Regions from separate parts of the Homo sapiens genome. Here region 1 is linked to region 2. The links are chromatin loops, found by intact Hi-C in ENCODE. Cell type or tissue: PC-9. All regions are shown on one strand. Each heading gives the region's core, and the rest is flanking DNA. Links, peaks and the distances in the headings are about the cores only. Region 1 has its middle 41 kb from the start of KCNK17. Region 2 has its middle 55 kb from the start of SAYSD1.

Region 1 (4,387 bases), core at 76-4,075, 100 kb after region 2:
GAAGGCCACTAGGGAGGTATGTGACTGTGTCATAAGAGCCCTGAGAAGGAAGCATTTGACACGAGCTTGGGGGATGACGCTTGAGAGCTGAATCTTGAAGGTCAACCAGGAGGTATGAGATCAGCAAAGGTGCTCTAGGAAGGTGGCACAGCATGTTCAAAGGCTCAGGGGTAGGAATGGACATGGCAGTTTGGGAACTGCATTTTCTCTGGAACATAAAATTTGTGCAAGAAAGTGAAAAAAAGCAAGGCAAGACATTTGAAGAAGACAGGGCCCTGAACCCTGAACACCCACTGAGAAGTTTGGACCAGAACAAATCTTTCTTTCTTTTCCTTTCTCTCTCTCTGTGTCTCTCCATTTCTCTGTCCTTCCCTCTCTTCCTCCCTCCCTCCCTTCCTTCTTCCCTTTCTTCCTTCCTGATTTCCTTTCCCGCCATAAAATCAATGCATACTCAGAGCAATAACTTTATTATTCATTTATGTTTATTATTTGAGCCAGAGTCTTGCTCTGTCACCCAGGCTGGAGTGCAGTGGCATGATCTCGACTCACTACAACCTCTGCCTCCCGGGCTCAAACAATTCTCCTGCCTCAGCTTCCCAAGTAGCTGGAACTACAGGCATGCACCACCACGCTCAGCTAATTTTCTGTATTTTTAGTAGATACGGGTTTTCACCATGTTGGCCAGGCTGGTCTCAAACTTCTGACCTTAGGTGATCCGCCTGCCTTGGCCTCCCAAAAGTGCGGGGATTACAGGCATGAGCCACCATGTCTGGCCTGCAATAACTTTAGAATATACAACCAAGGATGTAAACTGTGAAGACAAGACCTTTGCTAAGTTGCCATCATTTCCCCAGGGCCTGTTTTTGTGCCTGACATTTAATAGATGCTCAAAAACTATTTGTTGAAGACATGGGCACTGTGCTGCACCCTGTGGGTATAACGTGCGCAGCACAGATCGGTGACTGTCCCTCTTGGACTCACTATAATTAACTGGTAACAGTAACCTAGTAAATGCCATGGTAGAGAATTGGGGCAGACACCTAATCTTGGAGTGGGGGTTGGGAATCCAGGGAAGTCTTCCAGAGTGGGCAATGCATATGCTGAACCTGAAGGTCCTAGCAGGAATTAGTTGGGGCAAGAGTGTTCAGGCAGAGGGAAGAGTGCTCAGGCAGGACAGCCTGTGTATGTGTGAGAATATGGGGCTTTGTCTCAAGGACAATGGGGTTTAGGAAAAATAGTGCTGTGATACATTTTGACGCAAAGAGAATGAATCAGAGAGGGAAGGAAGATGGGAGACAGGCAGGCGAGAGAACATTAACACCAAGGGACAGAGAGGGGATCATGGTCCATCCAGGCTAGGGCAGAGGCCATGGGGACAGGTAAAGAACCAGATTTGTGGAGTCTTCCGGTCTTGGAGACTGATGGGCTGAGGGGAGAAGAAGATAAAGGGGACAATAGGATTCCCAGATCCTAGGCATTGGGGAACAGGTGAGTGGGATCATTATGTAAAGAACTATGCAAATGTTACCGCCACTTCTCTTTTTTTTTTTTGAGATGGAGTCTCGCTCTGTCACCCAGGCTGGAGAGCACTGGCATGATCTCTGCTCACTACAATCTCCACCTCTCAGATTCAAGCGATTCTTCTGCCTCAACCTCCTGAGTAACTGGGACTACAGGCGTGAGCCACCACATCTGGTTAATTTTTGTATTTTTAGTAGAGACGGGGTTTCACCATATTGGCCAGGCTGGTCTCGAACTCCTGACCTCGTGATCCGCCTGCCTCGGCCTCCCAAAGTGCTGGGATTACAGGTGTGAGCCACCTCGCCCAGCCCCCCCACCCTTTTTTTTTTTTTTTAATTGAGACAGAGTCTTACTCTGTCACCCAGGCTAGAGTGCAGTGGTGCAATTTTGGCTCACTGCAGCCACCGCCTCCAGGTTCAAGCGATTCTCATGCCTCAGCCTCTCATGTAGCTGGGAATACAGGTGCGTGCCACCAAGCCTGGCTCATGTTTTGTTTTTTTTTAGTAGAGATAGGGTTTCACCATGTTGGTCAGGCTGGTCTCAGACTCCTGGCCTAAAGTGATCTGCCTGCCTTGGCCTCCCAAAGTGCTGGGATTACAGGCATGAGCCACCCTGCTCGGCCAGCTACTTCTTATTCAAATGCACAGTTTGCATGTGGCTCACAGCCAGTGGTGACCGATCAACCAGTGAAAGGGGTGGGCCTGTGCTGGTACCCAGCAGGCTCTCATGCCCCTGCCCTCCCCCGCCAGCCTACTCCTCCCAGTCTGAACCCCACCCTGCCAGCCCTGGTTCTTGGTCTTGGGGCTTTCTTCATTGCCTCCTCCCTTCACTCCCTGGTTCTCAGGGAAGCAGAAAGTTTTCCTTGCTGGCCAGAGCCCAGCCGCCCAGCCCAGGATTGCATGAGCCCTCCTCGCTCATTCTGGCTTCTTACTCATTTGTGCATGGAAATGCCCTGCCAGACTCGGCTTGACCACACTGACCTGCTTTCCCAGTTACAAGCTTCCCTCTTTGGTTCTCTCATCTTTCTTCTGAAGCTGCAGCTTCTTTGAAAATCTCCCCAATCCTTCCAGAGCCCCTTTGCCTCACCATGCACCCACACGAGGACATAACAGAGCCAAAGGTCTGGCCGACACATCCCGACACACCCTCACTCTGACACACAGACACCAAGGCACATTCACAAATAAGCACAGGGAGATGTGTAGATAGGAAGCTCAAGAGCACAGGGCCTGGGTCTGATTCTTTCAGTATTATATCCCTGAAGCCTGTCACTCAGGAGATGCTCAATAAGTATTTGTTGAATGAAAGAATGGGGTAGATGCAGGGATGAGCCATGCAGACCTCCCTGCAAGAAAGGATGATTGCCTGGCGTGAGGTGTGGTGTGCTGACAGTTCTAGCTGTTGGCCCCTTCAGGGACTACAGGGCTGGGACTAGGGTGAGAAGTGTAGCACCTAGGGCACAGAATCTAAGGATGTGGGCCAGGCGCCGTGGCTCATGCCTATAATCCCAGCCCTTTGGGAGGCTGAGGTGGGTGGATCACTTGGGATCAGGAGTTTGAGACCAGCCTGGCCAACATGGTGAAACCCTGTCTCTACTAAAATTACAAAAAATTAGCTGGGCATGGTGGGGGGCGCCTGTAATCTCAGCTACTCGGGAGTCTGAAGCAGGAGAATCACTTGAGCCTGGAAAGTGAAGGTTGCAGCGAGCTGAGATCATGCCATTACACTCCAGCCTGGGTGACAAGAATGAAACTCCATCTCAAAAAAAAAAAAAAGAATCTAAGGATGTGCTCACCTGCAGGAGTGTGCAAGCACCTCCTTACATGCTACGCCCTGGCTGCCTCACTGGCCTTGACTCAGGTGGCTAAGCACAGTAGTGGCTCTAGCACCTGGCCATTACCAACTCAAGGTTCCTCTAATGGGCAGTCTTTGCTCAGGAGTTCCCCACTGGGCTGGTGGATAGGGGTCAGATCTGCTTCACGGTCTCATGGTCTCTGCCCAATCCTGCTCTTGCCTGCTTCCTTTCCTCGGACTCACTCCCCAGCAAACCTTTCCTCATCTCTGCAGGTTCTTCCCAGATAACCTGACCTGTGACATTTCATGGACAGGTACATCCAGATTACAAAGAACCACACACACACAGACACACACACCCCTGTGAGTGCCCGAGGGCAGGGTCTGAGCCGTACCTTTATGTAAAGCTCAGTCCTGAACATATATCAGATGCTCAAGAACTCACCAATGAGTGACTGAATGGGACAGAGATCCCCAAGATAACTGACCACCTGGTGGGAGGCCAGTGACTGGATATGCTGACCTTGCTAGATGTTTCCAAATTGGGGTTCCCAGGGCATCCTTGAAGGCAGTGACAGAGGTGATAGAGCTGTTTGCAAGATTTAAATAGTCTCGTGGGATGTGTGCTTTTAGCTGAGAAAAGGCCACTCAGGTAAACTAAGAGGTGAGATCTTGTGCTTTTTGTGGGAATTATGTCAGGATAGTGCACTACTATGGAGCTATCTTGGGATGAGCAAAAGTTCCATCTGGCACTGACATATTAAAATGTTTTTCACTGGGCATCATGGAGACAGTGGAGAGGAATGGGAAGGTCCCATTCCTTTCCCATGGGAAAGTCCCATGGCTTTGGACTCCCCTGCCAGGTGTCATTAGGCAAATCAGCCTACATCTCTGAGTCTCAGTTTCCCCATCCGTAAAGTGGGATCTAGGAGTGTCCTCTGATGGGGCTGTAAAGACAATAATCTAAAGAACCCAGTATAGTGCCTTGCCCTGAGTGATTGGCAGCTACTGTTATTATCAGTTAGCATCTTTAGTTTGCACATTAAGACATTTTGACCCATGGAGTATAAGT
Region 2 (4,387 bases), core at 68-4,067:
GAGGGAATGGGATGGAGGGGCAGCACTCAGTGGGCAGAGTCTGGGCAGACCTTGGGGAGTCCCAGAGTCATGTCTGTTAAGAAGATCCAAGCCAGACCTCCCTGAACTCCAGCCCAGAAACAGACTGCTGTTCCCTGAGTGTTTCTACAGAAGCTGCCGAAACTCAGGGAAAGTGAACTCATCCCACACGTGTGGGAGACACATATGCAGAGTACAAAACAGTCCTCAGGGGACCAGCTTCTCAGGGAGCCCCAGTCTGATGGAGACACAGCCCCGTCCTCAGGGAGCCCCAGTCTGAGGGGAGACACAGCTGCATCCTCAGGGAGCACCAGTCTGAGGGAGACACAGCCTCGTTCTCAGGGAGCCCCAGTCTGAGGGGAGACAGAGCCCCGAGCTCAGGGAGCCCCAGTCTGAGGGGAGACACAGCCCAGTCCTCAGGTAGCCCCAGTCTGAGGGGAGAAGCAGCCGCAGTCTGGAGTGGAGAGAGACTCCACCTCTAGCGTCTTGGATGGGCTATTCCTGTCCCTCCCTGCCGCTGTCTTTCTGCCTCTCTATTCCTTTTTCTCTCTCATGTAAGTGCATTCACACAAACACATCTACACACACACAACCATATGCAGACATTCAGAAAGAAGTCTTAAAAGCACTCAAGACTACATCTCAATATCTGCGAAGAGCATAGCTCAAACTCCAAGCACAAGACCAAACCCACCTCTCTGACTGTGTCGTGAGTCAGGAAAGTCCTTGAGGTTGAGCTGCCAAGAGTGAGGTCCAAGCCTCACTGGAACTCACGGGCTTTGAATCCTGTTGCACCCTCTGAGGGTTTGAGAGTGAGAGCCCTCACCTGCTGACCTATCCTCATCTGCATGGTAACTTTCTAGCTCTGATACTGGGTCAGACTGCAGAGGAAGCAGATCCTGAGGACTAGGAGCACTTAAAGTGACTGAGAACATCGAGGGATGGGGTGATGTGGGATAGTGAGGCTGACCACCCAGCTGTCCAAGCTCCCTATGGGAGGCCAGGCCAAGAAGTAAAGAATACCCCCGCCCTCGTACCTCCCTCACACACATGCTTGTCTTAACTCCCAGAGCCCTGGGCGCCAACAGGAGTTAGCACCCTCCAAGGTTCTGTCCCATGGTTCTTGTTTGGGCCTCTGTGCAGGGGGGGGTCAAGGGCCTGGGCAGGAGGGACCCTAAATGGGTTCTGGTCCAATAATATTTGGAAACTACCCTTTTTGTCACTTGCATGACCCTAGTCACTTTCTGTTGCAAGAAAAGGGACACCCCAATTCATTCATAAACATCATGGAAAGCAGAAGAATTAACACTGTTCAAATGAGAGGTGGAAGAAAGGAAGAATTCATGAGTGATCTAGGGACGTAGAGAAGCTCCGAAATCAACTTTTCTAGCACTCTTTAAACTCAAGACTGATTCCCTTCCTTGCAGTCTGGTCCAGAGGCAGAGGGATGAAACACTGACATCTCTAACTCCTAAGGCTCAAAGTGGCAAGATCACCTATCCCTCAGGGACAGTCACGCTGCCAGTGATGTGGAGCTCACTCTCTCTAAGCTCCCCTGGCTTTGCTAGACGGCCCTGTGTGGTGGGATTTGGAATGTGAGGCTGCTGGGACCCCTGTCCTCCACCTGGTCACAGGTGACTCTAGCAAAGAAGAAGGTGGCGTGCTGAGCCATGCGTTCCATTTTACAATGAGCCCCAGAGTCTTCCTGGCTGAGACTGGGAGCTCCTTCTTGAAAGACGGATTTCACAGATGAGATTTTGCTCTGAAGTGGCCCCATTGTGCTTCCAGACGGCACAAGGGAGGTGGGGGTAGTGCGGTGAGGAGGCTTGGCTCTGGGCTGTGCTGTGATGAAGGTACATTCGCCAAGGGCGCTGCCTGGTCCCATCAACAGGGTGGGGGTGGGAGGCGGGTGTCCGGGCCTGGCATGATGCCTCTTGCCTTGGCATTTCCCACGCCTGGATTATGGTTCAGCCAGACTTCCTGTGCAGGTCTGGCCAGTCCTGAGCCCTGGGGGGCAGCGGAAGCTGTGTATGCCCTAGGGCTATGCTGCCTGTCTGGTGGACAAACAAGATGTTTATTCAGTGAAGGCAAAAGGAGAAGCCCAGGGATGAAGCTGCTGGTGCCCTAGCCCTTCCTTCCTGCCTTCCCCCTCCCAATGCCACACACACCCCAATCCAAAGCTCAGAGCACTAGAGTCAGAGCCCCAGGAAGACACACAGGCACACCCAGATGTCAACACTGAGGACCCCATGGGCAGACAGACACACAGCACACACATACACCCACCGTACAACAAGGGAAACTCTGTGGACAAGTCTATGTTCTCTTTTCTGATATAACCTTCCTACACACATAGCCTTTGTGTTTTAAAGTCAATTAACCCTGGAAAAACACAAAGTTAAAGGGGTGGCGCCGGTCCAAGAGTGTCACAGCAGCCACCAGTGCCAAGACGGAGAATTGGCCTTGAGAGGGTAGGAGGTGGTGGCTGGCAGCAAGGGCAGGGCATCCAGGGTACAGTTGCCAGGTTTGTGGTGTGGCGCCTCTGGGGTGGACAGATTGGGCCTTGATCTTGGATGCTGTCCTGGGAGGCTAATAGGATGAAAGACCTACCTCCCCAGACTAAAGAGCCAGGCTCTGGGGCAAAGAAGAAGGTGGCGTGCTGAGCCATGCGTTCCATTTTACAGGGAGACCCAGAGCCTTCCTGGCTGAGACTGGGAGCTCCTTCTGGAAAGACAGATTTCACAGATGAGAGGCAGAACAGAGCAGAGCAGGGAAGTGGACAGATGGACTCCTAGAGGGAATCTGGGGCCCTCTAGGGCTATGCTACCCACAAGTGTGGTTCATGCACCAGCAGCATCTTAGAAATGCAGAATCTTGGGTCAACCCAGACCTACTGAATCAGAGACTGGTTATTCATATACATATGAAAGTTTCTGAGGCACCTCTCTAGGAGCTTCCTGGACCCTGGATGAGAGTTTTCCCCTGGGTAAGTCATGGATTACAACATCACTCCTGGTAGACTGTACTCTTGGGTTTGGAAGACACCTTAGGAGGTCAGCCCAGCTATTTCCCAAGCTCCAGGTGGGGTTACAGCCCTGGCCTTTCAGGTGGATTCATTCATTCATTTCACACGTTTGCTGTGGCACCATTCCAGGCATTAGGGATCAAACAATAAGTAAAAGCCAGACCTGGTCTCTGCCCTTTTGGAGCTCTCAGTCTAGTGGGACTGACAGGTAAGATTTTCCTGAAGAAGTGTCGCTTGAGTTGCATTTTGAAAAGGTCAACTTGGTGAAAAGAGGAGAGAAGCATATTTTAGGCAGTGGAACAGCTCATGTAAAGGCCCTGAGGCGAAACAGTGTATGGCTGGTTTTTAGAACTGAAAGGTCAGTGTGGCCAGGGAGCAGAGAGTGGGGAAGACCCTTGCATCTGATGAGATGAGTGCCTCCAGTAAGGTCTCTGTGCCTGCCATACCCTTTGATTAGTAGGTTACGGAGAACCTTAGGATATTAGAAAGTGAAGGAACCTTGGCCTTCATTCAGGCCAATGCTTTGAACCTGGCTTCAAGCCTCAGCTCCATTATAAATTAACTGTAAATGTGACCTTGGGTCATTGTTTTCTCATCCGAAAAATATCCAGTCAGGGGTGCAAGAAGTGACACCTACTTCGTCTAGACTAGGAGGGTGTCACAGAAGGCTTCATCAAGGAGCTATTTTTATTAGGACACATAATAGGCTGCTATAAAAAGAGACTGCAAATACAGAGACTTAAACAAGAAACACTTTGATTTCTCTCTCATGTAAACGTCTGAGTAGATGGTCCACAATATGGCAACTCAATGGTGGGGGAAGCCATGTGCCTTCTGCCTTATTGCATGGCCACCTTCAGCATATAGCTTCTGTTTCATATGGTCTAAAGTGATTGTTCCAGCTCCTGCCATCACATTTGCACTCCTCTTCCTTTTAAAGGCACTATCCAGAGGTTGCACACGCCATGTCTGCTCATATCTCGTTGGGACATAAGTCAGTCATGTGACCACATGTAGCTGCAAGGGAGTCTGAGAAATGTAATCTTTAGCTAGGGAGCCAGCTACAAATTCAATTACTGTGTAAGAATAGGAGAATGAATATTAAGAGGCAACAAGTAGTCTCTGCCACAGGGGATGACCCAGGGTTTGAAGGTGAAGTTGGGAGCCAGGGCTCTCCAAGCTTCTTCTCTGCCTTGAGCTGCCCTAGCCTGCTTCACTGAATTCAACAGGGCCAGGCTCCATCTTGCTCCATAATCCACCCCTATTCCTGCCAACTTCAGGAAGTCAACTCAGCCTGCAGAGGCTTTGGTAGTGTAGGGTTGCAGTCATGGAGGGTAGGCAGGC

The links. Hi-C counts contacts between places; a loop is a spot of excess contacts. Peaks named below come from ENCODE experiments on the same cell type or tissue, not always from the same donor. Only the 100,000 strongest peaks of a DNase experiment are listed, where the experiment ranks them.
Region 1: it touches region 2 in a loop (12-fold over the local background); 1 of 110 quality-filtered maps calls a loop at or near these places.

Annotation. Positions count from the first base shown.
Region 1 is chr6:39,271,269-39,275,655 of GRCh38, forward strand. No RefSeq gene overlaps it. Among named protein-coding and RNA genes, the nearest start is that of KCNK17, 41 kb to the right of the region's middle. RefSeq lists enhancers at 1,705-2,206, 2,207-2,706. In PC-9, for the core only: no CTCF peak of the experiment used is centred there; a DNase peak (open chromatin) is centred at 2,343; H3K27ac peaks cover 564 bases.
Region 2 is chr6:39,167,664-39,172,050 of GRCh38, forward strand. No RefSeq gene overlaps it. Among named protein-coding and RNA genes, the nearest start is that of SAYSD1, 55 kb to the left of the region's middle. In PC-9, for the core only: no CTCF peak of the experiment used is centred there; DNase peaks (open chromatin) are centred at 2,048 and 2,998; H3K27ac peaks cover 1,789 bases.